Regions from separate parts of the Mus musculus genome. Here all the other regions are linked to region 3. The links are chromatin loops, found by intact Hi-C in ENCODE. Cell type or tissue: left cerebral cortex. All regions are shown on one strand. Region 1 holds the start of Gm33738 (a long non-coding RNA gene). Region 2 overlaps Tmem132c (transmembrane protein 132C). Region 3 holds the start of Tmem132c (transmembrane protein 132C). Region 4 overlaps Tmem132c (transmembrane protein 132C).

Region 1 (8,000 bases), 1.2 Mb after region 3:
TTAAATAGCATTAACTGTTCATGCTGAGCGTGTGATCTCAACACTAGGCGGGCTTGCCATTTTACAGAAAGATACCATCCTCCAGCCAGTTTAAAGAAAGAACAGTTGTGCCCGAGATCTGGTAAAGACAGCAAGGAGGCTGGATTCGCAAGCCGCCCAATGAATGTCCGCAGTTGCATGCACTTGTGCCCATTTTGTGCGTGAAGACATCACAGATACTAGAGATCACACTATCGTAAGGCTGAATCCCACTCCCTCCATCCTTCCGGGATGATGCAAGGAGAAACTCAGGCGAGGACCACTATGAAGCATCCTTTGGGCAACTCCAGTGTGCTTATTTCAAAATGGCATAGCTCAATGGTAAACATTGTGCTTGCTGAGGGTTCGGTCCACAGCACAAGGGGAAGTAAGGTGAAGAAATGAAGTAAAACGCAGAGGACGTGCCTTTCCATGCAAAGCGCAGAGCCTAGCTGGAATTCGCTCACAATTTTGACATTATTAATATTCGTGCTTTCCCGGGCACCTCTTCCCTTCAGCCGTGTCTCTCTTGAAATTAAGTTCTGTCAGTTTCGGAAGCATGGGAGATTCTAAACCGCAAACTGGCACCAAAGAGCCCTGGAACTGGCAGTCACCTGCCCGTGAACTTCCTTTTTTAATATAACTCCCCATATTTCACGATATGATTATGAAATCAGTCAGGGACAAATCGGCTCATGACCGCTTTGGTGAGCAGAGACAGCAGCCATGAGACACACTGCGCTCCAGAGAGGGTACTATGTGGGGGGTGGGGAGTTCCGTCCATCTGTCACTCAGTCTTCCCCAGCATTCAGGTGACTGGACTTTGCAGCTGGCTGACTGGATTTGAGCGCAGGTGCCAGAGATCTCCACTAAGTTGAAGCAGCCAATGGCCACCTGTAGCTCTGCACGCTGCACCTGCCCTGCCATGGAACTTGTTCAAGAAGGCTGTTGTAGGCCGGTGGCGCCCCCTAGAGTCTGCAGCTCAGCATGATGGAGATGAGCGAAGCGAAGCCTTTGCCTTCTTCTACCAGGAAATTTGGCAGGAAATGTGGTGTCCCCACAATCCTCTATTCTTCCCAGTGACTGCAGGCTCAGATCAACTCTCCTTCTCAGATTGGCTCTCCCTTCTGTCTGTCCCCGACTCAGTCCGCCCAGGGCTCCAGGGTGTCAGAAATTTCTCACGTGGCCCTTTAAGTGATCATTACATTGCTGACTTCCAGAACAGAGCAGAAAGTCAGACCCCAAACGATCTCCCTGAACTGCTGTGAGGACCACTTGGATAAACCCCGCTTCCGCCACTGAAGGCTTGAGCGGGTAAGGATTCTCTCAGGTGGTTAGCACCGCAAGTCTGCTGTCCAAAATCCACCCGAGCTTTCCAGTTGTCCCTAAGACTCTGACAGAAACTATCTATGTGCCCCTGAAACTGGCTATTCCTATGTGCTAGAAAGCCAAATAACGCCATAGCCTTCATGAGGTGACATGTGCCGGTGGGAGATTATATGTGGTTTTCAAGTGGAGCCCAGGACACCTCAGGGTGACCCTCCAACCTTGCTATTCTTCCTGAAGTTTCCAGCTCAATGCAGGGAGACAACCTTTCCCCCAGATTCTTATTTTATACCAAAGTCTGTGTTTGGTTGGCATTCATGCTGATCAATATGAGATGAAGCCAATGTGATTCCATATGGCAGCAGCCACGTGGGGGCTCCCTGTATGGCAAGAGATGAAATGGAATCGTGTTCAGTTGGGAAGACTTAGAGTTAGTGTGCCATGACGGTGTATTGTATGACCTGCCCTGACAAAAAGAAAATTAGAGGGTTCCTGTCATGACATCCTGTCAGAATGCCATGACTGCAGGTTTTCCTGGAACTAGCAGAGGAGCCCTAATTCTTTTTATCCTCAAATTCTCACTTGCTCTCTCTGAATTTTTAGTCTCTGACATAAGACTGACCAGCTCTCTGCAGACAAGGGATGTGTTTCCACAAGGGTCCCACGCTGGCTACTGTTGTACTGCTCGGGACTCTGGCCCATCCTGCGGTCTGTGTTTGTTAGAGTGTCGTTTTGACGTCTGAAGCCAACGAGCCCGTTTGGAGAGCTTACCTCCTGTGTGAGACTGGAAGGGATACTTTGCAAGCTTGAGGGGCTGGAGTTGGGCCAGCTTCTGTGAAGCTCTCTGTCAGCACGGAGGAGTTAGGAGATCAGCCAAAGCCCAGATTTCCCAGAACAAGACAGCAGCTGCCATTTCTCCAGCCAGTGGGTCACAAGCACCAGTGGGCCCCGACACGCGGTGGAGACCTGAGCCACAATCCCGTAATGAGTCCAACGTTTGACATGAGTCGGAAGGATCGATTCGTTTCCCTGGCTAAGCATCCAAATGGCTTGATTTCTTTTGTTTGTTCACAAATCAAATCTTCTAATGGGCCTGAAAAGCTTTGTGCTTTGGGGGGGAGATCTCATGACCTAGCATGCAAGGCAGGCTTACCAGAATGCAAAAATCCTCCTTCATCCACATCCTCACATCCAATATATATATCGCTTATGAAATGGATACCAGGGAGTTAATCCTACCCTGGAGGAAGAGGCTTAACCACCACAAAGAGGGAAGTTCCAGCCACCAATTTGTGAGAGTCTAACATCAAAGGCAACTGTAAATACACCACGTTGTGGTCATTCACAGTGTGAGCCTATGGCCCTATGGCCCAATTTGGAGTGGCTTAAAGGAGCGTCTTGGAAATGAGCATATTGAAGTGATAAGGCGGAAGGTCGTTCTCACTTAAAGGGACTCCATGTATTTATTGCTTAGCGAAAGCCTTCGAATGCCACCAAGTTAATAGCAGGGTCGTTCTGGCTTCCCTGTGGAACTGTCTCTCCAGTACAGAGTAGTCATCTACGTGAGATTTGGGGGATAAAATGGTAGGATGTACCTGGTTGGCCACTTATACAGCACCGACCCATCACTCAAAGTCAGGATGCCCCCACCTACACAGACATATACATGTCTTCGGGAAAAGTCTATCAAATCTGCGCCAGCCTTTCAGTTTATTACAAGATCTGTGTTTGCTTGGCTCTTAAGCCGATCAATACGGGAGGCACCTAGTGTGATTCCACACAGCCAGTTGCTTGAAAACTCCAATTTGACTTGCCACATGAGTGACGTCAGTCTCAGAAAGAAAGAAAAAAAAAAGTGACTGGGTTAGTAAAGACTCGCTCGGGAGTTCTCTCTGGGTCTGAAAACAAAATCGATTTGCAGTGACCAAGTGGTATTGCAACTGATGTGTGCCTTCTCTTAGTGGGGACAAAAACAAGCATCCACTCACCCCCAGATAGGGTCTGCCAAATGTCAGACCACAGAGATGGCCCCGCCCGAGATGGGCTTGCTTGGGGATCCGTGTGTTTGCTGTGGATACTTCCAGGAGCATGCTTGACTCAGAGAGTTGCATCCATGCAGAGCATAAGCAACAATTCCCAAATCAGAATCACAAGAGCTCCCATACAACTTGAAGCTCAGCGAGTCACTACCACCACCCCCATCCGCACCCTTACCCACGCCCCTGCTTACATGCCCTCTGGGAGGACACCTCCGAGTTCTTGTGACTTTCCCTGTAACTTGTGTGAGCCTTCTGCTTCCTTCCACGATGAGCTATTTCCATCTGGACACAATAACTACACTACACTTGTGTAGTTATTAGGAGGAGGGAGGGAGTATAAGAGATGATTTAAACATTTCCCCACATTTATAAAAGAAAAGCACAATTCAAGGTCTTTGTCATTACTGTTATTGTTATTTTAATGGTACCAAGGTTGTGAGGGGCGACTATGTCATCTATTCATTTCCCTTGGCACAGCTGGAGGACACAGCTGTGCTTCTCGGTGGGTCCAGGGCACACAGATGGCTTGGGCCAAGGCAGCAGGTGCGGCGATGGGGTCCATCAGTGGGCCTGCAGCGGCTCCTAGTGGTAGCACTTGGTAGTTCAGGCACCTGCTTTCCCTCCCAGGGAATGAACTGTAACATCTGTCATACCACAGCATATGCTTAGTCAAGTTATACATTTATTTTAAAAACTGCAAAGGTTTCTCATCATCTCACCTGAGAAAACAGAGGTAGCCAAGGCTATAAAGACTATGGAAACCCTGTGTCTGGGCCCATGGAGTGACAGAAAGGTGCACACACCTGCACACACCTAGGGAACCCTAAGTCAATATATCCTGTGTGCTTAACACATCAATGTTCGCTGCAGCACCATTCACAATGGCCAAGATATGAAAGCAATACAACGGAAGAACGGATAAGGGAAATGTTTATACACACAATAGAATTTTATTCAGCCATACCGAACACGGAAATTGTACCAATCTCTAGAAATGGAAGCAACTGGAGAAAATCAAACCAAATAACGTAAGCCAACCTTAGACAAATAAGATGCGTCTTCTCTCTACTGTGACTCCCGGATTTCATAGTCACATAAAGCCATGTGTGGCTACACTGAAGGAGAGTGGAAGTGAAATTGTCTAGGACACAAAAAGGACCCACAGAAGGGTCAACACTGGGGAGGGGTGTGGGGGGAGAGGGTTGGAGATGAGATCGCAATACAGAAAATAGCTATAAGAATATTTTTAACAGAAAAAAAAAAGCATCGTGGAATGTGATTTGAATTTCTTTCCAGTTTGCCCACATGGGAGTGGAAATTTAGTTGTTCGTTGAATATTGTTGCATCACAACAAGAAGTCACAAGAACTAGGAGGTGTCCTCACAGAGGGCATGTTAGTGGGGGCATGGGTGGGGCTGGGGTGGGGCTGGGATAAGCCTGGGGGTGGGGGTGGGGCTGAGGTGGGGTGGGGCTGAAGCTGGGGTGGGGGTGGGGTTGAGGTGGGACTAGGGGGAGGGGCTAGGATGGGGGCTGGAATGGAGACTCCCTGATCTACAAGTTGCATGGGAGCGCTCATGATTCTGATTCAGGAATTGTTGCTTTTGCTTTGCATTGATGCAACAACTTCATAGCTGCATAGATGCCAAGCAATTTGCAAAGGGTACCGGGGCCAGCACTACTCTTTATAACACAGATTACTCAAATGAATGAAGCAAAGAGCTGCTTCCTGAAGCCATCTTTTCACAGAAACCTCACCCACTGGGAACAGCCAGGGGTCTCCTTCACAAAGATACGAGTCACAAAGATACACTGCTGAGGACTCCTCCCCATGACCTCACCCCCCTTCCAAAGGGCTCTCTTGGTGCCCTCTTACTTGCGGTGGCAATTCCCACATATAAATTTAGGGGAGGCACTCATTAGGCCAGTGGCATCTACTCTTCTCTCCGGCATCAAGTGGGTTCTTGTGACAGCATGAAAGGGGTGGGGCTAAAATCGAGGCAAAAGAAACACTCAACCCAGGGAGTGGGGGGGAGGGGGTGCTGCAGACGGTCCTGGATGCGTGTGAGTTTGCGTATGAGGTTCAGGTGACAGGGAGATCTGTCTGATGTGGATGAGGGTTAAAACTACTGCCTATGACTAGTTAGAAGAGAATCTGGAGACCACTGAAAAGCGGATGGGAAGCCTAGATGTCCTTTTTGCCACCTTTGTAAAACATAACTAACTTCACAAGGTCACACTGGGACTTCCTGTCAAAACTGGCCCTTCCTGGTCATCATTTCCAGTTTGATCTACAAGCGGCTACTCGTGCCTGGCTGTTATCCAGCTGTGTATTGTAAATGAACCAGAATCCAAGCTGTTGGGTTTTGGTTTTTTTTTTTTTTTCTTTCTTTCTTTCTTTCTTCTTCTTCGTTTTCTTTTTCTTTGAATCTGGCATTCCTGGAGGGGAAACTACTTTGGCAATAAATTTGGAAATTTCCATTATGAGAAAAATCTGTGCTTCGAGTATACATATTTAGCAAATATTTTTCAAGCTCTTTCCAAAAATCAGCCTTGGGAAGTTCCCAGATTGGCTGGAGTTTCTGAGCCAGCAATGGTAGGGTTAAGCACGCATGCTCGAACCTGGAATGCAGGCTGGCTATAAGTGAGGAAAGGGGAAAGAGGCTGTGCATTCAGGCTTTGCAAAATGTTATGTTTTCCTCTTTCTTTCTTTCGCTCAATCCAAGCGCCTGCCCTTCTGAACTGATGTCTGACTTGGTAGGATTGTGAATTGAACTTACTATGCTTCTGTGGGTCTCCAGTGCTCTTCTTAGGGGACAGAGAAGCTTAGATGGAAAGGCTGTCAGCCACTCTGGGACCCATGTCATCCCAGTCGCTGAGTGCTGTGAGTCACCTCTGTCTCCGCACACACCTTGCTCTGCAGTGAATTGGGTCCTCATGACAGAAGATAAACTACTTATTGTCATCTCTCCTTATAATAGTGGGGATTCTGTATCTGCTTTGGATAGAGTATTTGGGAGAATGGAAATTGGGGGAGGGGCGGCAGGGTAGAGAGAAAGATCAGTTGGTAACGTAATTAACTTAAAAGCACAGAACCAGAGTTAAGTTGTTAAATCCCCATGGGCTTAAACCACAGAGAGAGAGAGAGAGAGAGAGAGAGAGAGAGAGAGATGCACACACACACAGATACACACACACACATATACATCCACAGAGAAAGAGACAGTGAGAGGCATACACATACAGATACACATATACACAATACACACACATACACACACACACAAACAAGCTGGATGTGATATCCTAGTACTGATAAGAGGGAGATGGGTAGACCTTTAGGGGGTCACTGGTCAACCAGTCTGGCCTACCTGGTGAGTTCTAGGCCATGGAGAGACCCTGTCTCAATTAACAAGGCAGTCTGAGGGATGACAACTGAGCCTACCCTACCCCACACACATGTTAACACTCACACACATGGACACTCACAAAAGAACAATTTAACCCAGACTCGCTCATTCCTCAGCCGCAAAGCAGGCTGCTTGGCCTGCTCTATGAAAAGCCAGACTTCTTGACAATGCTCTCCGAGGCTGTGTGACTGCCATCCACATCCCTGCCCAGAGTGCTGCTTCGACGAGCCTTAGTCAGGACACACGCCCTTTGCACAGACAGCTTCCTGCGCTAGGAACACCAGTTCGTTTGGTCAGACACCTCTGTGGTTCCTTCATTTCCTCAAGGCCTTGGCTGAGCACTTTATTACAAATGCCTCCTGGTGATGTGTTAAATAACTGCTCTCTTCTTGTTCGGTCTAATCCTGGGTTGGATTTCCTAACAGGAACCAGCGCTATTAATTGTGAATGTGTGTCTTCTCAGAGATCGGGGGATCTCAGGCACCCCACCCCCACCCCCAATAGAGCTTTTGTCTTTTGTATTGATGGCTTTGTTCTATGTGGCTCAGAGCACCACAGAACAATGCTCTTCTAGAATGCATTAGGAAAGGATTGGGGCTGCCCCCCACACCCCCATCCCACCCCCGATCCCCGCTTCCCACTGCCTTGGCTCTGAGTGTGAGCAGGTAGGTTGTCTGTGCCAGGGCTGTGTTTCTTCTGCTACTATGTAGCTACAGTCTCTTGGGAAAACAACTGTCCAATTTACTGAAGAGGATGATACTCTCAGGTCTGAGGCTGAGTCCATCAAACCTCCTGTATCTCTGCGGGAAAATCGGGGAAACTGAGGCAAGGAGATCTCTCTCTCTCTCTCTCTCTCTCTCTCTCTCTCTCTCTGTGTGTGTGTGTGTGTGTGTGTGTGTGTGTGTGTGTGTGTGTGTGTGTATTACTTTTGAGTATCTGTGACCAAACTCTGGGATGGAAAAACTTTAGGTTGAAATGATCTGTTTTGGTCCCTGGATTGAGAGGGTTCTGTTCACAGTTTCATTCCCTCAGCTCCTTTGGTTCTGGGCTGGCCCGTGGTGAGACAGAAAGTCACGGTGGATGTAACACGACAGAAAATGAAAGCGATAATAGGAGACACTCACCCAATGGCAGGGACAGATGGCAGAGAAAAGAATATGCAAAGGAAGGAAATGGTGACATTTCCTGTCACCCAGGCTGATGGGAAACT
Region 2 (8,000 bases), 240 kb after region 3:
ATCTTTACATCCGCATTCATTAATCAAACCATGATGGAGTGTCTGGCAAACCCTGGGGGTATTGAAGCTCATGTGACTGGCCTGCACACTCACCCACCCTCATGACATTGATCGGTCTCCAGAAAGACAGAAGGTGATCTGAGAAGCAAGTTCACTAGAGAAGTGCTGTGTGTTATTAAGTCCAATAAAGGACGGTATTACTTGAATCTGGGTCAATTGCTTGTAAGCAAGGCCGTGTTTAAAGTGGTATGAATTAAAGAGAATCTGCTCTGCACTACAAACCCAGTGCGGTCTGGCTCCCTCCTGCAGCTAGACTTCTGCTCTCATGTGCTCAGGAACCAGTCGGGAGCGTCGTGTGCGCTAACACACAGGATCCATCTCTGTTGCCGTGATCCAAGGGTAACAACAGCAACCAAAGATCAGGGTTGGCCAGGCAGAGGCAGGAAGGGAGTGCTTCCTAACCTTTAAAATGTCACCAACAGGGAGGTGGCACCATCATACTTATGAACAAAAGCTCACTGGCAAAATGTCTAGTTGGAAAATGGAGAAGACAAGGGTGGCCATTTAGATACATTAAAAACATAAAGACTGGCTGTGTATATGATCTTTTGGTCTCTATACGCCTCAGAGTCTGGTCACCATAGATCAGGGACCTCAGGCACCCACTTCCTAATCGCCATGTGCCCATGTGTCCTCATTCCGTCGCCTTGCCATTCCAAGTCTTCTGAAAGTGACACCCAGACTCCCTAAGGCGGGAAAGGCTTTGAATCTTTTGTTCAGAAGAAAAGCTAACAACTCGTTCAAAAGAAACAATTAAAGCAGTGTGGGAAGACACACTCCCAGCAGAGAGGATATCTGAATAACTTTGAATCAGTCAGGTCTGGCAGACCTCACACCCTTCTCAAAGACAGCGTAACACGTTTTTGTTATCAATGGCAAAGCCATTGGTGCCTTTCCCGGGTAGTCGGATAACTTTCCCCTTTTGTTCCCAGGGATCACATTAATTCTTCATAAGTGGTCCTTACTATTCCGTACTTGTTCTGTCTCAAGTGCAGCATTTTCTCACCAGCAGTGTATAAATTAGGCCAGCTAAATGGCAGAGACAACTCATCCATCATGTCCTTAATTTTCTACCCTGGGAGGATGCGCTGGTGCTTAAGTAAGGATAAAGGCAAGTCACGCCCGGTCCTCTGTGGGCTGCTGGGGCGTGTATTCCTACTCTCCACACAGGGAGGCGGCTATCAGGGACCAAGGTGCTCACTATATAGACGGAGGTGGTTTCTTTTATTAGTAAAAGGGATGTTTCTGTGACAGATAGAACAACCCCCCCTCCTTCTCCCTCCCCCTCCCCCTCCCCTCCCCTCCCCCTCCCCCTCCTTCTTTTACTGGAAGCTTTACTCAGCAAAGATGCTGAGTGCTCAGACTCCTGCTTTGTCCCTCCATCACCCCCAAAGTGTAGCTACGCCCACTTCCACCCACAATGGCTTATCCCCTACTGAGAACTCCAGCCACTGGGATTAACCGTGGTGAAACAGAAAACCTGCCTCCTCTTCTAAAGGGACACTGAACCTGCACCTATCATTTCTCGTGAGCAGAACAGGCTCGTGGCCACACCTCCCTGTAAGAGAGGCTGGGAGATGTCGGCTTTGATCTTTGATTGTCACAGCCCAAGCCGTCAAGAGCACAGTACAAAGGAGGAAGAGCTAAGGGTGTCTACCGCAAGCAGGGCTCTAATAATAGTGAGTCTTAACGCGGAAGGTGGGCCCTGTGAGGCAGAGGGTCACCAGGATTGAAGGTGAGACTGGAATCCGAGGGAGTCCACTGAGGCCCAGCCAGTAAAATGTCAGTGGGCGGGGGCGGGGGGTGAACCTAGAGAAGACAGCTGGCTCATCAGTTAAAGTACAAATGTGAGGACCAGAGTTAGGAGTCCCCAGGAAACCCATGTACGTGCTGGGTGGGTAGGTGTGGCAAGCTACCTCTAATTCCAACCTCAGAAGGTAGGAACGGGGGGGGGGGGGTAAGAAAGAGGTCCCCAGAGTAAGCCTAGTCCTATCAGTGAGCTCTGGGTTTGATTGAGAGACCTTGCCTCAGGGACTAAGGTAGAAAGGTAGAAAAGTGATGAAGGGTGATTGATCCTTGCTCTCAACTACAGGCCTGACATGCGCATGCCACCATGCCTATGCAGAAACTAACAAACCGTACAGGCATATATAAATGCACACACCGCAGGCGCACACAGGAGATACACATCGTGAAAACGAGGGCTCCTCTACAAAGAGCAGATTCTTCCAGATGTTTCAGGCACTTGGCATAGCAGTTCCAGCCAGCACTAGAGTGGCTTGGTGTGGTGGGACAGTTGTGATACTAAGGCCAAGAGCTCATGTGTGCTCCTGGTAATAATGACAGGAACAGCTGTGCAAGCCCCAGACCTCCTCTCTTTGCAGGGCAAAGCCCCTGCTTTCCTGGCGTGTTCTGTGCCCTTTCTGGGCCAGGCAGGTGGTGATAGAACAAGCTCCCATTTGTCTTATGATCTTGAGAATGGTCACTGTTAACTCCCCATGGTCCCTGTTCGTATTGATTACTTAACTCATTGCTATGTGCGATGACATAACACCTTACGGAAGCAACCGCAGAGATTGATTCTGGCTCCCAGTGGGCACAGTTCATCACAGTAGGGAAGCCATGGTGTCAGTAGGGAAGCTTTCACTGTGGTGGCAGGGGCAGGGCTAAGGTGGTCACATAGCATCTGCAGTCAGGAAACTGATAGAGATGATGCTGGTGCGCAGAGCATCACTGTCTGTTTGTTGTGGTGGTGGTGGTGGTGGTGGTGGTTCGGTCCTGGGATGCTGCCACCTACAAGCAAGACGAGCTAAATCCACAGGCCATAGACATGCCTCTGGGTGCATGTAGATTCTGTCAAACTGACAGTCGGTAGTAACCATCACACATTCTATCAAATGGGCGTGTTATTACTATGGTGGGAGACTCCTTAAAATCCCAGCATGGAGCGGAGAGGCGGGCACAAAGTCCCACAGCTAGCTCCGGAGCTGTTGGCAACCAACAGTTACTAGGAGAATGAAAGTGGTTTTCTTTAAGGATACGGACCCCTGGTAGGTTGACCATACTCCAATGAGGACCACATAGGCAAGAGTATGTGGGTAGCATGGATTGTATTCAATAAATTTTTTAATGACACAAAGTTAGGTGGGTAGGGAAGAGGGGGGTGGCTATGGAAGGAATTGAGATGAGACATGAATGTGATCAAAAAACATTGTATAAAAATTTCCAAGAGCTAATAAGATGAGAGAAATAAGATAAAATATTTATAGACCAAGAAAAAAAAAAGGAGAACCCTGAGTCCTGGATATTAGCAGGAGAGGCTTGGCATCTGTTACATTTCCTGATACTTTCCACTGAGCTAGCAAATTGCATCACACACCCAAAATCCCAACACTGAGGAGGCAGAGGCAAGGGGATCTTGAGTTTTGCACCAGCCTGGGCTACACAGGGAGACCCTGCCTCCAAACACCAATATTGAAAGCAAGCAGTTCTCTTAGAGTTGTTTGACTGTCTGTCTGATGGCATCCACCCTGACTGACAGCTGTAAAGGGCTTATTCTCCATAGGAACTCCAGTCTCATCATCAAGAGCCATGGGGTACCAAGTCTCATAAGAAAATGCTGTAGAGCTGGAGAAGTAGCTCGGTGGTTAAGAACAACTCGCTGTTCTTGCAGAGGACTCATGTTCGATTCCCAGCATCCACGTGGAGACTCACGCTATCTACAGCTGCCGCTCTAGGAGATCTGACACCGGGTACTGCATGCACATGGCTCACATACATACATATATACATACATACATGCATGCAGGGAAGCCACTCATGCATATAAAATAAATATATATTTTTTTTAAAAAATTAAAAGTTTCAGCATAGCTGGGTGGTTGAGACAGGGCCCACAATGTGGAGTTTGTGCCAGCGTTTGTCATACAGACTTCTCTTAGCTTCAGTTTCTTTGCCTCTAAGAGAGAGGTGTTGTTTTCCCACTCCCTGAGGTTGCTGTCAAGAGCAAATGACTGGCGTGTTCAAATGCTTGGCCAGTCGTCAAAGTGCAATTAGGAAAGCCGAGGTTTGCTCCCCTCATCCTCCCACCTGGGTCCTTGGCCTTATGTAATCTACCCTCGTCATTGTGAGCTGAGCCGGTGGCTTGCTTTTAATCAGTATTACTGCATGCGTCGCCTCTGTGATTAGGCAACAAAGGCTGTGCTTATGTGTTGCTAGAAGCCCATTGTCTTCCTGGCTTGCATGTTGGCACAGCCGGCCTGGCAAAAAGTAGAGGGTCTGTAGCCAACAGCATAGGAAGAGCTGAAAGAACCAGTCCAACAGCCGCAAGGGATGGGACCCCTCTAATAACAGTGACATCCTGGAGACAGATTCCTTCCCACTTGACATTCCTAGAAGGTCCCAACCCCTTTCAGGCACCACACTCTCATCCTTGGAGAGACCTGGAGAAAGGAGACAAGTACTTTGTATATAGCAATGCAAACTCCCCAGATATGCTTAGGCACACCAGGATTGCTGGCACAGACTCTTTGTTGTGGAAAACTCCAAATAAAAGCAGGCAAACGTGAGGCATAAAATCCCTCATGACTTGGGGGGCTGCAGGGGGAGGACTGGAGTGATGGCTCAGCAATTAAGAGCACTTGCTGCTCTTCCAGAGGATTTGGGTTCTATTCCCAGATTTCTCACAGTAGCGCATAACCATCCCTAACGCCAGTTCTAGGGTATTTGTCGCCCTCTTCTGGCCCATATAGGTATTGCATGCACATGGCAAACATACATAGACATGTGCAGGCAAGTAAGTACTCATACACATGCCAGAAATAAAATGGAAAAAAAAAAAAGTCCGCATATCTTTATGGAATGTTACAACTTGTAAAGTGTTTCCTATAGCTGCCTCCTTGCAGAGCCATCTCAGTAAACCCCTGAGGCAGGAGAGAGTAGTGGAGAAAGCAGGAAGCAAGGACCCTGAAGGGGGCTTACCCACAACCAACCAGCAGGTTAGAGGTAGCTGGTGTTGTTCTCCATACTCCTAAGACCCAAGACACTGTGGTCTGTTTGGGAGATTCCTCTTTGTAAAACCCCAAAACATGCATTTTCTGCCACGATTGGACCCTACAAAAACAACATGAGAATGTGAATATAATCTGAATGATTAGAAATTTTCAAAGCGTCTCTGAACTTCTGGCCTCTTGGAATTTTAGATTAAAGAAGGATCCTGTGGAAAATCCCACTGACAGAAACCGAGAGTCGACTACAGAGAAATATAATTGATGCTTTATGCACATATGTCTGGCAACTTATTTGGCTTTTTGTGTGCTCCCCTAAGGAACTTCATGACCCTTTAAGCCTGAATGCACCTCTCTTTGTCTGTTTTGTTTAAATATACCAGTTGTTTCTATTAGTCTCTGAAATGTGTGATATTGTTAGCCCTGTGTCACTGCCACCATTGGAGGTGACCTGGGCTGGGGTGTTGTGTTTGTTCTTCTCAGCCTGGCAGGTCCCAAACTAACATGACATTTCCGAGAGACCCTGGGGATGAGTTGCAGGGTGTGGTTAGTTTTACTTAAGATTGTTTTCTGTGGTGGACTCTCCTAGCCAGGAATAGGAGGGGGAATAACCACAGGTCTAGTTCCTCATCCCTTCTGCTCAGAAGCCAGCCTGCCAGTGTGCAGACCCCAGCATTCCTGCCTCCTGAGGAACTCTGGTGGTTTGCTGGCTTCTCTGTCTAACTTCTCTCATCTGTGGATGGAGAATAGGAATCAAAGCGACACCAGACTGCTGCGAGAGATGCAGAGTGCTTTAAAGAGCACCAGAGACATCCAAGCCTTTGTGTCGCTGAGGGTTAGCGTTAGGGTTTATGGCTAGAGGTTGGGCTGGAGTTGGAGGTGGAAGTTGGGGTTAGGGTTGAGTTTTGGTTTGGGTAAGGATTCGGGTTAAGGGTTAAGGACTAGCGTTAGAGTTAAGGCTAAGGTTAGGGGCTGGGGTTATAGTTGGGGTTAGGATTAGGGTTAGAGTTGAGGTGAAGTTGGGGTAAGGTTAAGTGTTCATTTTAGGATTATTGTTAAGAATTAGGGTTAAGATTATAATTAGGGATTTGGATTTAGATTAGGGTTAAGGGTGAAATTGGGGTAAGGCTAGTGTCTGGAGTAAGATAGATATTAATTTTAGGATTATTGCTAGAAATTGGGGCTTAGATTACAGTCAAGGATCAGGGTTGGGGTTCAGGATTCTGTATTATGTTAGGGGTTAGTGGTCAGGTTTTGCATCCAGGCTAAGGGTTCAAATTAGTATGGTTCTTTTGGTGGCCTCTGAAGTGAGTGTTTATATGAGAATTTAGTGTTAGGATTGGCAGTGTTTGCTTGTTTGTTTTTAACTTACTTCTACTTATTTCGTGTTTGAGTGTTTTGCTAGCATGTTATGCAAACCACCCTTTAGCCTCGTGCCTTTGCAGGCTGGAAGAGGGCATCAGAACTGGAGTTACAAAGAGTTGCAAGCTGCCATTGTGGGTGCTGGGAATCGAACCCAGGTCCTCTGGATGAGGAGTCAGTGTTCACCATCCAATCATCTCTCCAGCTTCTCATTTGCTTGGTATTTCAAGGTTTAGTTTTATTCATCCCAATGCCTGTGTGTCTGGATACATATTTTGATACCCGTGTGCCAGTGCCAGTGCACATGGATGCCAGAAGATCTCCCTGGGGCTGAGTTACAGGCAGTTGTGAGCTGCATACAGGAGTGCTGGCAACCGAACCCAGGAAGTATACTGGAACAGGAAGTGCTGCTGAGATGTCTCTCTAACCCAGAGCTGTTGGTGTTGCTTCTAGGACCACCCTCTTAGAAACTGGGGGGAATCTAGGCTGCTGCACCCATCTCCCAATCCAGTCCAGCTCAACGAGTATTTAGGAAGCACACAGTTCAACTCTGTATCTCCTCGCCAACCCGCACAGCCAGTCCTTCCATATCTCTGGGGACCTGAGGCATTCGGCCCTGAAAACACTGGGAACGGAGGGAACCGCATCCAAGGGTGCTTCTGTGCACCTTCCTCATTCGCCAGAGGCCACCTTCTCTGTGCCTTGCAGTCCCTTCTGAGTGCTGTGTGCTGTGTGCACCAAGCCTTCTCAAACACATCTCCATGATGGTCATGAGGGACTTTGAAGCAGGGACAGGAAAAGCATCTGGATTCTGTCTTGGCAGTTGGTCAAATCCTTTTGGAATCAGTGACGTGTGATAGGCTCTGTGGGTAGAACATTCCAGGCAGAGGGGCTGGTTTTGGACACAGTCTGAAGTTGTTACCATGGCCCTGGGCTGCTGAGTGGGGTGTGGAAAGGGACAATGGTGAATCTTGTCAGAGAGGAAAGAGGGGACAGGAGTGACCTGATTGACAGGGAGAGTCCCTCGTGGGCACTCGGACCAAATGCTTTATTGTTCATCTGCAACAACAGGTGCAAGTGTGTTCTTTAATACCGTCTCTTTAAAAAGCCAGATGTTAAAAACACTAAGGAGCTAGTCCACAGCCCAGCAGAAATTGCTTTCCCCCACTGACCGCAGTGAAGTGCTCTGCAGACCACACTTTGAAAGCATCAGATGGTGATTTGCTGTGCTGGAATGAAAAAGGAGCAAGTTGGAAGGAAGACGAGTGATCTATCTTCATTTATACCAGAGACCGTTTGTTAGCCAGATGACAGGAAGGCAGCTCCCCTGAAGGTACCCTGCATGGAGGGGGCTGTAAAACCCAACTAACAGTCTGGTAAATAAAGAGGGGCGGCAAACATCTGCAGAGGAGGAAGGATAAAGTCCAAGGGTTTCATTGTCTTTGTAGAAACTTATTTGCGCTGGGCCCAGATTAATTTTTCATTGTCTCCAGTTAAATGGGGGGGGGGGATTGCTTACACAGCTGCCTCGACAGAGCCTTGATTGTATTACTGCTGTTGCCAAAATCATAA
Region 3 (8,000 bases):
CCGGACCACCCCACCCTACCTGGAGGCTTTTGAGAAATGCAGGGAAGAGGCCAGCAGACCTTCAGCTCCACAGAGCGAGAATCAACGTCTTAAGAAGGCCCCAGTGGAATGTGAAGAACAATGGCTGAGGACAGTTTAGTTAGTGAAGGAGTCCTCTAGCCAGAGTGCTCCGGTTAGAATCCCAGCTCTGACATTTTGCAGCTTCCGGACACTGGACAAAAATCCCTCCGTTCTCCATCCGTTATCTGAAAGGATTCACTGTAAAGTTAATCGTGTCCAAATACTTCTGAACAAGAGATGGTGAAGCTGGTAAGGATGGTGGTGGTGGTGATGACGGTGATGCAGAAAATGCACTTAAAGAAATGCATCATCGTTCATCTTTGTAAACTAATCTCGAGTGTACCGACCTGCTTCCTATAGTAAATGAACATCAGTCTCTCTTGAATCAAGGGGCGAGCAGAGTATTAGCTCTGTACATTTTATGGGATAAGGCAAGAAGAGAAGTGATGTATCCAACAGGCATATATGGGACATTGGGGAAGGGTAGAGAGAGGAATCTGGTGTGTTCACAGGTGGGAGCTATGTACACCTTACACCTCACTGGAGAAGCCAAGCCCACATTCCCATCAAGAGATAGTCAGCTATTTAGAGACCGAGTTAGCATGAGGGTCTGGGAGTCTGTCAGTAACACTGTCATAGAATAATCATGTTTTAATGTTGGAAAAAGAACTCTCTAAGTAGTGAAAGGAATTGCACAAAGACCCCCCACCTGTCTCAAATAAGTTCTCTAACAAGAGTCTTCTGGTTCACCCCGGGTGCTTGCAGAATTATCATCACCATCAGCAATGCTCACTAAATGAGCTAAAGACAAAGCATTTCCTTCTCAGATTCATCATCAGTAAAACGGACACTTAATCCATAGGTCCAGGCCTGATTCTTTTGGAGATAGTGGCCTGCCCTGCACACACAGCTTCTAGCAGGGCTGGGAATACAGAGCTGAGCAGGCTGGAGAAACGTCAGAGAGAAGAATCATCCAGTAAACAGGGAAATGAGCCAGGGGGCACCACTAAGTGCCCAGAGGGTGGTCCCTAAATAGTTGTGTCCTTACTGTGTGGTCCAAGGTAGGGCTTCTTCTGTCACTCAGGGAGGGAGGGAGGGAGGGAGGGAGGGAGGGAGGGAGAGGAGAGGGAGAAGGTCCTAGTTTTATGTTCCAGCCTCTGCATCCCTCCTCCTCAGCCTAGAGCTTGCTTCATGGAGACAAGTTATCAGACTTGGTATCAACTAAGTGGTGTTGTAACTCACAGCAGGGGACATCAAATGTTTAGAAAACTGATCTTACATTTCATTTGTGATGCTTGAGGTACATCCGTGTGGTGTATGTGTGGAGGTCAGAGGATACCTGGCCTGTGAGAGTCGGATCTATCCTTCTGCTGTGTTGTCCTGAGGCTTGAACTCAGGTCCTAGGGCTAGCCTTTCACTAGCAGAACCAACTCTCTGAATGGAAAGTTGATTTTCACAGCAATGGTGTAACCTTCTCTATGAGCCTGTTTCCTAATCGGCGGCCTGTGCTGCTAGAATTTCCCCCCAACTCCATACAGAGAAACCTCAGATACACGGATGCTCAAGACGCTCTCACAATAGCACAGATCTATCAATTGTTCCCTCCTCCCTTCTGCATCCCACTGTGAGTCAGTCCTCCCCAGACACATCCAGTCCTCCCCAGATAAATCCAGTGGTTCTCACCACACCCCCTGGCATCCTCGGCTGCCCCTGGGGCCACACTCTACCCAGGCCTGGCCTTGTTTCTCACTGTGGATTTTCCTAAAAGTCCTCTGCTTGCCTACCTCCATTCATCATCATGAAACCTGTCCCCTCCCCCACAACTGCACTTTCCCTGAAGGCTGTACTGAAAGTCAACAACTCCTAACAGACTGCCTTAGTCATCCTCCCTAGAGCTCCTGTCTACCACAGGAGAAAAGATCCGAGTTTAGGACCGTCATTGCTGTGACAAAATACTTGACCGAAGGAAGTTAAGAGAGAAAAAGGGTTATCCTGGCTCACAGTTTTAAGGAATACAGTTCATCGTGGTGGAGCCAGGGAGGCATGGCAGCAGGAGCGTGAGGCAGCTGGTAACATTGTATCCACAGTCAGGAAGCAGAGAGAGATGGATGCTGGTGCTCAGCTCACTATTTCCTTTTTATTCAGTCTGAGATACCACCCCACAGGATGGTATTGCCCACATTCAAGGTGGGTCTTCCCTCCACAGGTAAAGCAATTTAGAAACCCTCTCATAGACATACCAGAGGCTTGTTTCCATGAGAGTCTAAATTCCAACCAGCTGTCAATCAAGGATAACCATCAGGGGACCTTGGTCTAGTCTACTCTCAGAACCCTCTAAGAAACTGGCTGGTAACTGGAAACTGTTTGCTGAATGGCTGAATGACATGTGGAATTCTAAGGGTCATTGCGATGTGTCTGCGAACATGAGCCTAACATGTCTTTTATTTTTCTTCCTTCCTTGTTTTCTGTGTCAACCAATAAGCACCAAGAGTCAAGACCCTGTTTGTTTTGCAAGCTGACCACGGCTGCTTTTACGAGGCCAATCTATAGCCATTCTTGTCTTACCCTCAGTAACACTGGCTCATTTAATGTATAGCATAGCAATACAGAGACATACACCCTGCCTGGAAGCAGACAGCACAAGCTGCTCTAAGCCGCACCAACAAGCTCCATACCCCGTCCATTTAAGATTTCAGCATGAACAAAACAAATCTAAAAAGTGGCCTCTTCCACTTAGAAGCCCTGGGCACATGTGGAGGCCTCCTGCCAATAACTCTGCCCTCCTATAAATCATATTAATTGTCTCCATGTGCCCGCAGCCTATGGGGAGTTTCGCAATACCCTTTGAGGAGATTAGTGGTCTCTGGTGTCGCTTATGAGACTCAGGCGAGCATCTGGAAGCAATTTCAGTTAAAGAATTAATGATTTTGAGGTTCAATAATACAGGACTTTAAAAAAATAAATAAATACAGGAAACTTTGTTAGCCAGGGGGGAACCTGCGGGTTTCCCAAGATAAAGGGACCAAGGATCCTCTCTCCCATGTGTTTGTTGGATTTAAGTCACGTGGCAGATTAAAGGAAGTCTTAAAGCGGAGCTTGCAAAAGGAAAACTCTCTTTACTTAGGTCTCCTTCTGTTTGTTCTGGAGGCATCAGGAAGGGAGATGTATCTAAGGTTCAAGAGATTGGAGGACATGACAGTAGGTGCCCATATGGTGATTCAGGGTGTAGATGTGGAGGTGAGAACCCCTTGGGGTTTTAAATTCTTGTTCCTATTATTGAACGGGAGATAGTGGATGAAACAAACTCCATCCCTCAGTCTGAAATAACGGGCTGTTGCACATCTCCTTTGCTAAATATTTGAGTTTTTTTTAAAAAGTCATTCTCTAGAGACTTCCAGACTTAAAAAACAAAAAACAAACAAACAAATGATTAAGTCTGCCTTCCCCTCTTGGGGCTCATGTGACTTCGTTATTGCTTCCTAAGGATGTGTCTACCGTGGCTTAGTGAGCTGAACAGTAGGGCCTGCATCACCTAAATATAAAGTGGCTGCCTCCCTGGCCTGTGAGAGCCCAGTTGCGTTTTGGGTGCAAGCTAGTCTCCAAGGTCTGGGCTCCTTGGGCTGCTTCTGCCTTCTCCTGATCTGGGGGTTGGAAAGCTTGCTTCTTGCCCTGGTATTTCTTCTACAATCACTGTTTTTGAAAGCTTTTCCAAAGGATTGGTCAACAGGATTCTGTCAGCCCTGGTTGGGAGAGGGACCACTGAGCCTATGCAGCGTGAGGCTTAGAACAGGGTGGGGATCCCCAGGTTTGGAGAGCTAGTGGCAGATAGAGGCTCGCGCGTGCATCCTGAGAACCTTTCACTTGCAGACCCAAGAGGGTCTTTGTGCAGCACACTGCCCAGGCTCCTGGACCAGCAGATGAAACCCTAGGGCTGGTAAGCCTAAAGGGACATGGCTAGAACCTGGTGACCAGAAGGGAGTGCTGGGAAGTCAGGAGAAAATGGGTTCAGGGTGTGCAGAGAAACCGCTCTCACCGAGGCACATCTGAGGCATGTTTTTTTTTGGGGGGGGGGAGGGGGAGGTGGAGACATGGCGTCGCTGTTTTGTTTTAACCCTGCACAGTTGATTTTTTTTTTTTAAAGTACATTGGGTGAGAGACACAAAAGAGTCTCGCCTTTGCCACATGCCCCAGGCCGGTTTCTAAAGACAGTGGGGTTAGTCAGCGCGTTCCCAAGCGCAGTGCACGCGGAGCACACATCCGAACACATCCCACTGAATCCAATCTTTCGCTTAGATAGTTCCTCCACAGCTGCACGTGGCTTTGAAATCCAGTTGTCTCCAGCCCTCAGAAGAGGAGGACCTAATGTTGTAGATGGGGAACCGACGGCCCCGAGTGACCGTGAGGGGTGGGGGGAGCAAGTCGCAGGGAGCAAGGATCCAGCTCCATCCTGCGTGGTGAGCACCTGGGCAGAGCCGTCTTGCAGGACATGGTTGCGCGGAGGCAGGAGACTGCGAGGCGGCCGATCAGCAGCAGGAGGAGAGGGATTCGAGGTCTCTGAGTCTCTTCGTCCTCTCTCTGGGTCTCCCTCCCGAGGCCTGCGCTCCGGGAACCTCTCTGGCACACAAGCATCCTCCATCCATCCCTCTGGCCGCGAGCGGGGGCCGGAGGTGGGCGGATCCGGAGGGTGTAGTGGGCGGGCCCGAAGTGGGCGGTCCCGGGGGCGGGATCAGCAGGACCGCGGCTGCAACCCGAGAAAAGTTGTCCGGACCCGTTCAGGAGCAGCCGCCGGAGCCGGAGCGCTGCCGGGGGCGGCCCCGGGCATGGGGCAACCGGCGCGGTCCCGGGGCTGGCGATGGATGGCGTGACAGCGGCCACGATGCGCTCCGAGGGCGCGGCCCCGAGGCGGGCGGCGCGGTACGGGGCGCTGAGCCTGGTCCTAGCCACGCTACTGGGCCAAGGTAAGGCGGGCGCTGGCGGGGACCTCCAGGTCCCCTAGTAGGCTGCGGGAAAGCCGGGGCGAGGGTGGAGAGAGCGGCGCGAGATCCGGGTCCCATCTTAGAGCCTCCATCTACGGAAACAGCGGACACCAGCCTCAGCTTGGAGCATTAGAGTCAGTGCTAGGGATCCTCCGCGGCAGCCCACCTCGAAGCCCTACTGCCTCCCTCCAGGAGAGCGGGGGGGGGGGGGGGGCGTGGTTGCCGGACTCTGGGTCTGGGCTACACCTTGACTTCTACATTGGGCTACACACCCGGGACTCGGTGCAGCTGCGGGACGCGGGGAGGACCCTGGTTTCCCGCGGCCCCTTCCCCAGCTTTAGAGAAACCTGAGACTTTCCGCCCTACATTAGACCGAACGGTGGCATTGAAAGCATCGGACCGCTCTGGTTTCCAGCGACTCGCCGTTAGGCTCCCACTTCGGTCCTTTGCTCCGGGGGCCGTGGGAATCCGGACTCTGCAGGTTTCTGGAGACTTGTGCAAACCGGCTGACGCAGCCTGGCCAGAGCGCTCGCTGCTGCTTAAGGTCGCTAAGTCATATTATTACTCTTCTGTGAGCCCGGTCGGCGGCAGGCAGGACTGGAAGATCGGAGCCGCTGGCTTCAGGCATTTAGGGTCCGCGAGCTACGGGGTGCGGTCGCGGGGGCGCCCTGAAGGGGTTTTCGCGTGCGGTGGGTTAAGCCCGGATGTTCCCCGGAGTCCTGAGCCCTCCCGCAGCGAGGCGGGTTCAAGCTCAGCCTTTGACACGGACTGGACTGAGGATTCGCTCTAATCCGCCCCGCACAGATGTCGAGACCTCACTCCTGTCCGGGGTTCCAAGGATGGGCTGGAAATGTATCTGGGGAGACAAGTTGACAATTGGCGTTAAAAAGTAGAATTTGCTTTACAAAAGTCTCTACTCCACCATGTGAAACCAGGGGATGCCCCTTACTCGAGGAGCAATTCCCAGACAAACCTGCCATGTACGCTGTGCTTCCTTCCAGTGGGTCCTGTTTCCACAGAGCCCCGGGTAAACTGGGGTGGGGGGTGGGGGTGTTGGGAGTGGGCTTCCCCCCCCCCCCAAAGAGCAGAAATTCAGGAGCCTTTACCTGTGTTCTGCTATTAGCCCAGAGGCGGCTCTCGGTACACACCTCCCCGCGGATTCTGATCACCAAATGGCTTAATGGGGAGTTAGAAAGAAAGAGAGAAAGAGACCCAGATTTCGCTTCTGACTAAGAAGCGGCTGTTATTGCGGTGGCCGTTTTAGACCTTGGGCTGGCTGGCGATTGAAGGCGCTGGGGTGGGGCTGGCATGGTGGAGGTTGCAGGGCTGGGAAAGCCCATGTGATGCAAAGCGCCCCCCTCCCCACCAAGACACCTGGATTTGCTAGACTTCACCATGTTGGGGGTGGGAAGTGGGGAGGGCTTCTAAGGTTGGTTCTGGAAGCCCGTCTGCCAAATGTGTTTTCACTTTGTATGGCTGATGAAAGCTACAGTTCGTCCCCGGTGTCTTCCTAACCCAGCCTGGTGTTTACTCTGTAAGATGTCGCGTGCGTGCGTGCGTGTGCAAGCGGGTGTGTGTTCGCACCTATGTGTAGAGACAGGAGATCAATCCTCGCTGTCTTCCGCAGTCCGTCTCCACGGAGGGTTTTTTGTTTTTTTCTGAGACAGAGCTTCTCATCTGGCGGGGAAGTTCCCTCATTAAGTTCCTTCCAGCCCTGCCCTGTGCATTACTGCCTCCTAAGCGCTGGGAAGCCAGCCTGCTTCACCTGCCTCGCTTTTCTGTTTTCCTGAGTCTGGGATTCAGGTCCTCCTGCATACACGCGCATGCGTGAGTCTACCCCTGAGCCACCTCCCGGCTCCTCCACAGCATGTTTGACAGAAACAAACACCTTCTCACCCTTGTTTAAATTTCCACTGTCTTAAAAACAGCTATGCCACCAGGGACTTTGACTATACAAGGGTCTCTGCGCATGTTTCTGGAACCTTGGAAATCTGTCCAGTCATCGGCCACCAACCAAGTGTGTGTTTTTGACGGTTAGTTCTGAAGCTTTGCAACACATCAGGGGTTACAGAAAGCACAGTTGTGCTCTGGAGTTTTCATAAATAGGACAGTGCATTGAAAGGAAGGGCTCTCTCCCTAAGGCTCCCTTGAGCTGAAACACCCGCTTCTACACCCGTCAACCCTCAAAGGCAGGTGGAAAGGGTTGTGGGCTTCTGATGGCTTCTGATTAGGTGGACGGGCCCCAGAGACAGCTGGTTTGGGCTGTGGATTCCAGCTCACCGGAACCCGATGGAAGGTCCACTGATATTGAGATGTGCACACGGCCAGGTGGACCGAGGCCTCTATGGAGGTGTGGGCTGTAAGCTGTACACGGACGAATCAACGGTGGTGAACGAAGCTCAGGAGCCTTCGATTGGAGGAGGCTTTGGAGAATAGAAATAGCTTTAAGATCAGTGTTGGCCACTGAAGGAAGGAAGAAAGGAATGATAAACACTTCTCTGGCCTCTTAGCACTCTGGGAATTACCGGTAAAAAAGGTTCTTCTCCCCTGCCCACGGCCATGCTGTCTTTGGAGACCAAGACCTTGGGCCATCCTTTCTCATCTGCCACACAGCATCCCCCTGTGTGACAGATGTTCAAAGGTCCCTGGAACCCCCACCAGGCTTTGGCTTGCCCCTGTTCACCCCCCCCCCAACCTGGCTCTCATCAGACTTGGACTATCCACAGGATGCTTGCAAAAGACTGCAGATTTTCAGTGTTTTTGTTCGTTTTTGTTCTTAATGGGAGTATTCCTGTAATTAAATAAAATACATTTATAGTTTTAAAAATGGGAGAAGTCACGTAAAAATTCATTTTCCCCCCTGTAGCATCTATGTCAGGCTCCTAAACTACACTGCACAACTGCATACAGATTATCTGAGTAAATTACAAGAAATGATCTTCTATTTGCCACAAGCTATACATA
Region 4 (8,000 bases), 120 kb after region 3:
AGGCGAGTTAGTAGGTGGCCTCTTTCTCTCTATCAGCTACAGAATTAAAATTCAGGAAAACCACCGAGCAAGATCAATGCCTTTACTTGCAAATGTTATAGACTTCTCAGATAAAGAAAGGCTCCCCAGAACTGGGGAGACCACCCACTTTAAGAGGCTTGGGGTTTTTTGTTTTGTTTTGTTTTGTTTTGTTTGTTTTTTGATTTGTTTTGTTTTTGGCTTTAAGATGTCTCACCCAGTGATTGTTCTTCCTCTTTTCCATTTTCTATTGCTCCAAAGGTTATGTGCTCTTCTATAGCAGAGACTGACTTTCCATGTCTGTAATGTTGATGGACTGTGGTGAGGTTGGAGCCCCAACCTAATTGTGGGTGCCCTAACAGTCATAGAGAGACCCACCACCGCTAGTCAGGGGTGAGGTAAATGACTTGTGTTTCAGAAGTGCTGAGGAGCTAAAGGCCACAGAGAAATGGAAACGTTCTGCTTGTTGCTGGGGGAGGAGCATGGGAAGGGGAGGGGGGAGGGGACACGAAAACCATGCAAAAACCCTCAAAACTGAGATCACTTATGTGTGCTCTTCTATCATCTGGGAGCCCAGGGCTTTGGGAGAGTAAAGCGGAAGCCGGAAGCCGTTCAGTGCTGCTGTGGTTGGGTCTTTGGCCCCAAGGTTTCATCAGATTGAGCAGGGAGGCTAACCTTTCTTTGACCTCATTTGCATAATTTGCATATCGTAGCAAACGGGGAGATGGGCTTCATCTCGGGAAGTTGGCCTCCATCACTGGGTGTCTGGCAGAGCACTCTTGCACTCAGACTGCTTCTCACTGTGAGGGCTTTGGTGCTCAGCTCAGTACACCTGCTTTCTCAAATGCCTAGGGGAGGCACCGCAAGGCCTAGCTTCCTCAGACTTCCACAGACTTCCTCAGGAGCTCCGTAAGAGGGAGATTTGTCTTCAAGTAACGCTGAAAAGTGAGGGATTCAAAAAGAGGGATTTTATTTGTGAGTGAGAAAGTCTTCCGTTATAATTGCCGCAGCTACATTTCAGTTGTTTGTTTATTTGTTTGTTTGTCTTAAACAATATTTATTATGTTGTCAGATGATTTGCTTCTGGGTGGGGAGGGAGGGAATGCTTTCAAAACAGAATGCCAGCATGCTATCCCGTACTTCAGTGACATCCTATTCTTGTAGTCTGGCTCCAAGGATGATTATTGGTAAGGTTTTTGCGTTGCATGTGCGTCACATAAAGAATTGAAAGGCAAAGATTTCCATATATTCTTAAGGTATTACTTATTCCTCCGGGTTCAAATAATGATTTGCTGAGAGCTCTGTCTTATCAATATACTTACTTTCTTGTGCTTGCGGCATCCAAGAGTCAAACCCCAAACCCAGGGTCTCGTCCTGAATGTTCTATGGCTGACCTGTGCCCTAAGCTCTTTCTTACAATTGTGAGTGGGCTGTTGCTGCAGGTCCCGATTTTCTGTTGCTTTGGGTGTCATTAAAGGACTTAGGATACGTCTTTATAAGACTCATGTTTTTTACAGGGCTGAGATGGCTGGTTAGGGAGTTCTCTCTGGAGCGGTGTCTATGGCTTCCTCCAAGTGTTGATATGGAACCAAAATGGCGGGGGATTTAAAGTGAAGGTCCTGCTTCACTCCTCTGTCCTGTGCCCCTCCTCCGGCTAATCAGGAAAAGTTACTGAGCTAAAATCTGAGTTCATGGTTTTGCCTGGGACTTCTAGATCTTGTAAATTGAATCCACACAGTGCTGCCTTGGGGGCATGGGGACAGAAGGCAGCTAAAGCACTTCAAGGGAGTTGTGACATATCAGAGACACCTTTGTTGTCTTCCAGTGGTGGGAACCAGCTCTCCCCTTGAGAAAGTGCAGCCTCTACCCTCTTCAGGGTGATTCTAGCCACCCTCCATCCCCCAGACAACACGGATCTAAGGCCCAGGCAGTCTGGTAGTGGGAAACATGCACTGGCCTGGCTATTGCAGAGGATGTCTGGGTTTTTCATCCCAATAGAGGAGGACCTCTGTTCCTGCCACACACAGCCTGAGTGGCATGCAGGGCTTCCCTTCACAGCCTCAATTTTTGCTTATCTTAAAGATAAATTCAATTATATTACCTACTTCCATGGGCCTGTAATGATTCTGAATTTGTGAGGCCTTCATACCAGTGTCTGGCACATAAAAAGATTGAATATTACCGACTGATTTTTTTTTAAAAAAACTATAAAAGTTCATTGAGTTCTGTGTTAGCAGCAGAAGGGCATTGTGCTATGGATTTTCCAGCTCCTGGGTTTGTCCCCAAGCTGTATTGATCACCATTTCACCCCAGTTTTGGTAGGAAGAATTGTCTTCCTAGAAAGCAGGGCTTTTGGAGCACGGGAGACGAGAAAATACTTAGAGACTCTTTGTGTCCACATTTCCTCACTCACAGCTTTCTAATCATGAATCGTGGCAGGCTTCATGCGAGGAGGTAAGCCTTGTTTACTCGCAAAGATCTCGTGTCCCCTGGCTTTAAACTTGACACAAAGATCCTTAGTACAGAAGACCCAGCACACATGTACACATGCACATACATGCATACATGCACACACACATACATACATGCACACATGCATACATGCACACATGTGCATGGACACACATGTCTCAGTTCTGGAACCCATAGACCAAGAGGAAAAACAGTGTCCAAGAATCTATCTTGGAGTTATCCATTCTCATTCCAAAACCCCAACTTCACTGTTTGAAATGGGAAGGAAATCCCATAAAAATGAAAGGGAATCAGGGAGAAAACTGGGCAGTTAAGAGCACTTATTACTTTTACAGAGGACCTAGGTTCAGTTCCCAGAACCTATATAGTGGCTCATAAATGCCTATAAGTCTAGATCCAGGCTTCTGTGAGCTCATGCATGTGTGTGGTGCATATAAACTCACATATGCAAATACACATAAAATAAATCGATAAATAAATATTAAAAGGTGAAAGGGGACAGAGAGTTGTGGTTCAGTGGGTCACACCTTTGGCATAGGAGTGGGAGGACAGGAGCTCAGGTTGCCAGGGTAACCCTCCTGTGATTCCAGCCTTGGAAGACAGAACAAGGAGAGCCTAAAGCAGAACTGGCTAGGAGACCAGCAACTTGTTGTGACCTCTGGGTTGATTGAGGAACTCTGCTCCCATGAATAAGGTGTTAGAGAGATGGAGGATAGTCCCCAGCATCCACCTTGGGCCTCCATGTACCTACACATTTGCACACACACACACACACACACACACACACACACACGCAGAAAGATGCATCCACATACATGCGTGCCACAAATAGGTGAACCATGGAAAAGAGGAATATCATAAAGTGAGGTTATAAATAATATAGACATCTGGGTATTTTCTGCTATAGCTTTGAGGTGACCAAATGTCCATTCTGACAGCTTATCCTATGGTATTTCATTCTGTGATCCCCTATTCAGTGTCTCAACTCTTCCCATCTCCTTATCTTCCAACCTTCTGTGTGTCTTTAAAAAAAAATCTGGGCATGGTAGTACATGCCTTTAACCCCAGAGTGCAAGAAGTAGAGGCAGGTGTTCTCTGTGAGTTCAAGGCTAGCCTGATCTGTATAGCAAGTTCAGGCCTGCCAGGACTACACAGTGAGAGCCCATCTCAAAAACAAAACTCATTTCTTTTTTACGATACTCCCAGAAGTCACCCGGTGATGTACCTTTGCCCAGCTTCGTCACTCAATCCATCCCTTAATTTCAAGGCCACAATTGGACAGTTTTCACCATGTTGCATGTAATATTTGGATCAGGAAATTTGGTTGTAAGGTACATTATCCCCTTCCAGTTTATTCATGACGGAGGGCGTTTTCAAAGGGGAAGAAGTCCAGTTGCCACGAGCAGATTTTGAAAGAAATGTCCAGTTTCCTTTAAGAAATGCAGCCAGTGGACAGATGAGATGAGACCTTTGCCTGGGTGGGGCACTCTCTTCTCAGGTCCTGGATTTGGAGGAAGATCATTGATGGGCCTTGCATGCTCTGCCCACTCTGCTGATCATATGCCATTGAGCATCTGGACTAGGAAGTGACCAGAGCATTTGGGTACAGCGCCTGCTCAGACACTAGACACCTTAAGCTGGGAGCATCCCAGAGACCCTTGAAGACCATAGCATTTAGCCAATAAGGTGGAGCTTTTCTCAAATAGCTTACCCCACAAAGAATTTTGTTGAGCACTGAGTGCTACAGGGCAGGCAGGAAGGCTCTGTGCTTCGGCAGGGAAACAGCTGTATGCATGTGAGATGCTGAGTGTGGGAAGGTATCCCCTCTGCTCAGTATCACCTAGCTCTCCCTCCACAAGAGAAAGTTGGATCCTTGTGCCCCCGACCCACAATTAACATCTTGAGAACAGGTATGTAAAGCCTGCTCTTGAGCAAAAGAAAAGCTTGCATTCTCCAAGTCATTGATTGATTGGCTGATTAATTGATACATGTTTGTCTGGGTTACATGCACATACAACTGTACCATGTTTGCTGAGGCCAGAGCTGGATATTTGTATATCTTTCTCCATCACTCTCCACCTTACTTCCTTGAGACAGGGTCAGTCTTCTCTCAGGATCCACCGAGTTCTAGCACCCCCTACTGGAACTGCAGTCACTACCAACCATGCCAACTTTTTTACATAGGTGTTGGGATTTCAAACTTTTTATAAAAGAACATTTTAGATCTATTTATTTTACTATCTGATGTGTATGAATACTTTGTCTTTGTGTGTGTGTGTCTGTGTGTGTCTGTGTGTGTGTGTGTGTGTGTGTGTGTGTGTGTGTGTGTGTGTGTATGTGTGTACCAGGTTCATGCCTTGAGACCATGCAGATCAGAGGAGGACATCAGATCTCCTGGAATTGGAGTTACAGATAATTTGGACCACCATGTCCTCTGAACCCTCTGGACGAGCACCAAGTGCTCTTAACTGCCCATACTACTCACCCAATTTTGTATTGTCCTTTTTTAAAAGCCCATTTACTCCAGTGTGATTCCTATGTATGTGTCCTTCCACTAGAGCATTGTCAGCCTACAAAGGGCTACACTTTTAGAGCAAATTCTTTCTTCCTCTCCCAGCACCTATCAGTTACCAGTAGCTCCTCAGATAGAGGTGGGACTTGGTACCCACCTTCCACCTCCATGCTGGGATTTTGTCTGGCCTGAGCTTGCAAAGGTCTAGCATATGCTATCATAACCACTGTGAGTTCATATGTGCAACTGCCCTGCTGTGTCCTGAAAACCATCTCTCTGTAGTCATCCACTGCCTCTGGCTCTCACAATCTTTCTGCCTCTTCTTCATCAGTGAGCCTGAGCCTTGGAGGAAGAGGATGTGATGTCTTTGTCCCATTTGTGTCTGAGCACCCCCACAGCCTCTCATTCTCTGAGCACTGACCTGTTGTGGGTCTTTGTTCATCACTGTCTACTGCAGAGAGAAACTTTTCTGATGAGAGTTGAAAGCTCTATTAATATGTGGGTATATGGGTAAATTATCAAGAGATGATTTAATAGTCTGTCCATTTAACAGAGTGTTAGCAGTAGGTTCTTCTTAGGGCCTATGGCTTGTTTAGACACAGATTCCTGACCCCAGTAATGATGCCAGGTATGGACCTTAAATCTGATCAGAAAGTGGTTGGTTACACCCCTGATGTATGTACCACGATTGCACTAGTGAGTATGTCTTGCCAGGCTGGTCATTATTGTACCTTGAATGGTTCACAGCTAGGTAAAGTTGATGGCTACTTTGTCTACCAGTCATAGACATTCTAGCATTATGAAAGCTATCCGGGAGGAATGAAGCTTCCTGGGGAACGCCTGCTTGATTTCTCCATGTTCTCACATGACTCAAGTCTGTGACGGCTTCCACAATAGGGTCTTATTGTCGAGTTCTAGAGGGTAATCAGGAGTGTTGGCAATTACCTATGATATTTGAAATTTCTATCAACTTTATTGGCCAATATATCCAAAAGAGGCAACCCATTCCTGGTACTGAGCTCTCTGGTATCTAGTGGGGACATTGTCACCCTGCTAAAGGGTAACTCTGCTTAATATATACATATACATACATACATATATATATATACATATATATATATGTACATACATACACACATACATATATACACATATATATGTGTGTATAATACATATTTATATAACATAACTTAAATATGTTTAGTATATTTATTTATATATTAATATATACTTTATATATTGTATTAATATATTATAAAATATTATAGTGAATAATATAAAATAATGAGTAATGATATGAATAGATAATGCTATATATATAATGAATATAATATATATCATAAATATAAATTAAATATATAAAATAAACACATAGAATATATTCTATATATTTTACATATAATATGATATACTATATATTTTATATAACATATGCTATATACTTTATAATATAATATCATATACTTTATATGATATATGATATAATTTTATTAGATATCATATCACATATAATTTATATATAATATATAAATATAAAGGGGTGGGAAAAATATATATCAGGCATTCATAGCCTCATCTTGCAGAGCTGTGACCGTAAAATGGGTGAGGAATGCAGTAGCCTGAGGCAGGTGCAGAGGCGATCTCCCTTTCAACCCTGACTCTTGTATATGAACACTGATGGCTGTGATGGCTGTGACTGGTGAGTGGAGCACAGTCACCTCAATTAGTGACTCCAGTCCCTGACCAAGTCAACATGGCCTCAGTATAATCTAAACATGCTTCAATAAATACAGAAAACCAATCCCAACTGTGATATACTCTTAGCATGTTCCAGTCAATAAATATAAAGGATGAATGCAGGAAAGCAGTTGAGGAGATATACCATGTGACTTCATATGCAAGAGGACTGGAAGAGTCCCAGTTCCCAAGCGGGGAGGCGGGGGGAGTTACTTTTTAAGAGCTCAACTGACTAATGGCACTGAGGCTGGCTCCCACCTCTTTTTACAAGGACTAGGGAAGGCTATTCCAGTAGAGTTCTTTGGAACCAGCCAGAGCAAAGGGTGAGTCACCAGCCCCCACCAGTGTTCTAAGGGTAGGATCCTACACGGTGGCACACAGGACATAAGTGTACACAGAAACATTATCATTACAGCCAAGTCACAAAACCCTACCCACCAGCTGCTGGGTGGATCAGCAAATGTTAGGGACCTGTTTAGTGGAAAAGAGTTAACCCCTCAAAAGAAATTAAATCATGTGCTAGAGCTGTGGCTCAGCAGCTAAGAGCAGTGACTGTGGATCCAAAGGACCCCAGTTCAAATCCTAGCGATGATTGATGGCTCACAGCCATAAAAACTGTAAATTTGAAGATAATGAATCATATGTGCGGTTGTGTAGGTGAACATCGAACATAAGATGCTGAGAGAAGCCACGTACAAATGACTCTAGTGTCTGTAATTCCATTTGTATGGAAGGTCTTGAACAAGCAAATCAGAAAGAGGCAGTTATCAGTAACCAGGACATATAATGAGAAGGAGTGATGTCAGCCTCTGGGGCTGGTAAAAGGATCCTGAATTAGACAGTCATGAGGGTTGCTAGTACATTACATAGTTCTAAATCTGACAGCCCCCCTGCTTACAGTGGCCAAACTTTAGGGTATATATCACACCCGTGGAGCTAAAAGGAACAGCGCTACAGGCCCTGGATGTTCTAATGCTGCTTCCGAAGGGATTGGCCACTTGACAGCCCCAGCAACTGGTGACAAATGGAAAGTTTACTGCCAGACTTTGTGGCTTTGAAGACAAGCCAGAAATTGGAAGTATTATGGTTTCATTTCTGTTACTGTGATAAAATAGCCTGACAAAGAAGTTAGAAAAAGAAAGGATTTATTTGGCTTATAGTTCCAGGTTTACAGTCTATCATTTTGGGGGAGTCAGGGCCAGGAATTTGCACAGTTAGTCACAGTACATCCACAGTCAAGAGCATAGGGGATAAACAAATC

What was found. Hi-C counts contacts between places; a loop is a spot of excess contacts. Peaks named below come from ENCODE experiments on the same cell type or tissue, not always from the same donor. Only the 100,000 strongest peaks of a DNase experiment are listed, where the experiment ranks them.
Region 1: a loop joins it to region 3, with 5 times the contacts of the local background. A loop is called at or near these places in 3 of 42 quality-filtered maps.
Region 2: a loop joins it to region 3, with 2.4 times the contacts of the local background. A loop is called at or near these places in 13 of 42 quality-filtered maps.
Region 4: a loop joins it to region 3, with 2.4 times the contacts of the local background. A loop is called at or near these places in 4 of 42 quality-filtered maps.

The regions. Positions count from the first base shown.
Region 1 is chr5:128,436,094-128,444,093 of GRCm38, forward strand. It overlaps Gm33738 (a long non-coding RNA gene), which reads left to right and starts at 7,395. Exons shown (of 3, transcript XR_001784972.1): 1 at 7,395-7,455. In left cerebral cortex, CTCF peaks have their summits at 993 (motif pointing left) and 3,969; DNase peaks (open chromatin) are centred at 996, 1,688, 2,205 and 3,958.
Region 2 is chr5:127,476,864-127,484,863 of GRCm38, forward strand. All of the region lies in intron 3 of Tmem132c (transmembrane protein 132C), which reads left to right. Among named protein-coding and RNA genes, the nearest start is that of Slc15a4, 140 kb to the right of the region's middle. In left cerebral cortex, a CTCF peak has its summit at 4,803 (motif pointing left); DNase peaks (open chromatin) are centred at 1,080, 4,797 and 7,320.
Region 3 is chr5:127,237,003-127,245,002 of GRCm38, forward strand. Tmem132c (transmembrane protein 132C) reads left to right here and starts at 4,824. Exons shown (of 9, transcript NM_175432.3): 1 at 4,824-5,018. The coding sequence starts at 4,913. In left cerebral cortex, no CTCF peak of the experiment used is centred here; DNase peaks (open chromatin) are centred at 4,475, 4,750 and 6,778; H3K4me3 peaks cover 2,670 bases.
Region 4 is chr5:127,360,630-127,368,629 of GRCm38, forward strand. The region is part of intron 2 of Tmem132c (transmembrane protein 132C); the gene reads left to right. Among named protein-coding and RNA genes, the nearest start is that of Tmem132cos, 83 kb to the left of the region's middle. In left cerebral cortex, a CTCF peak has its summit at 4,646 (motif pointing left); a DNase peak (open chromatin) is centred at 7,067.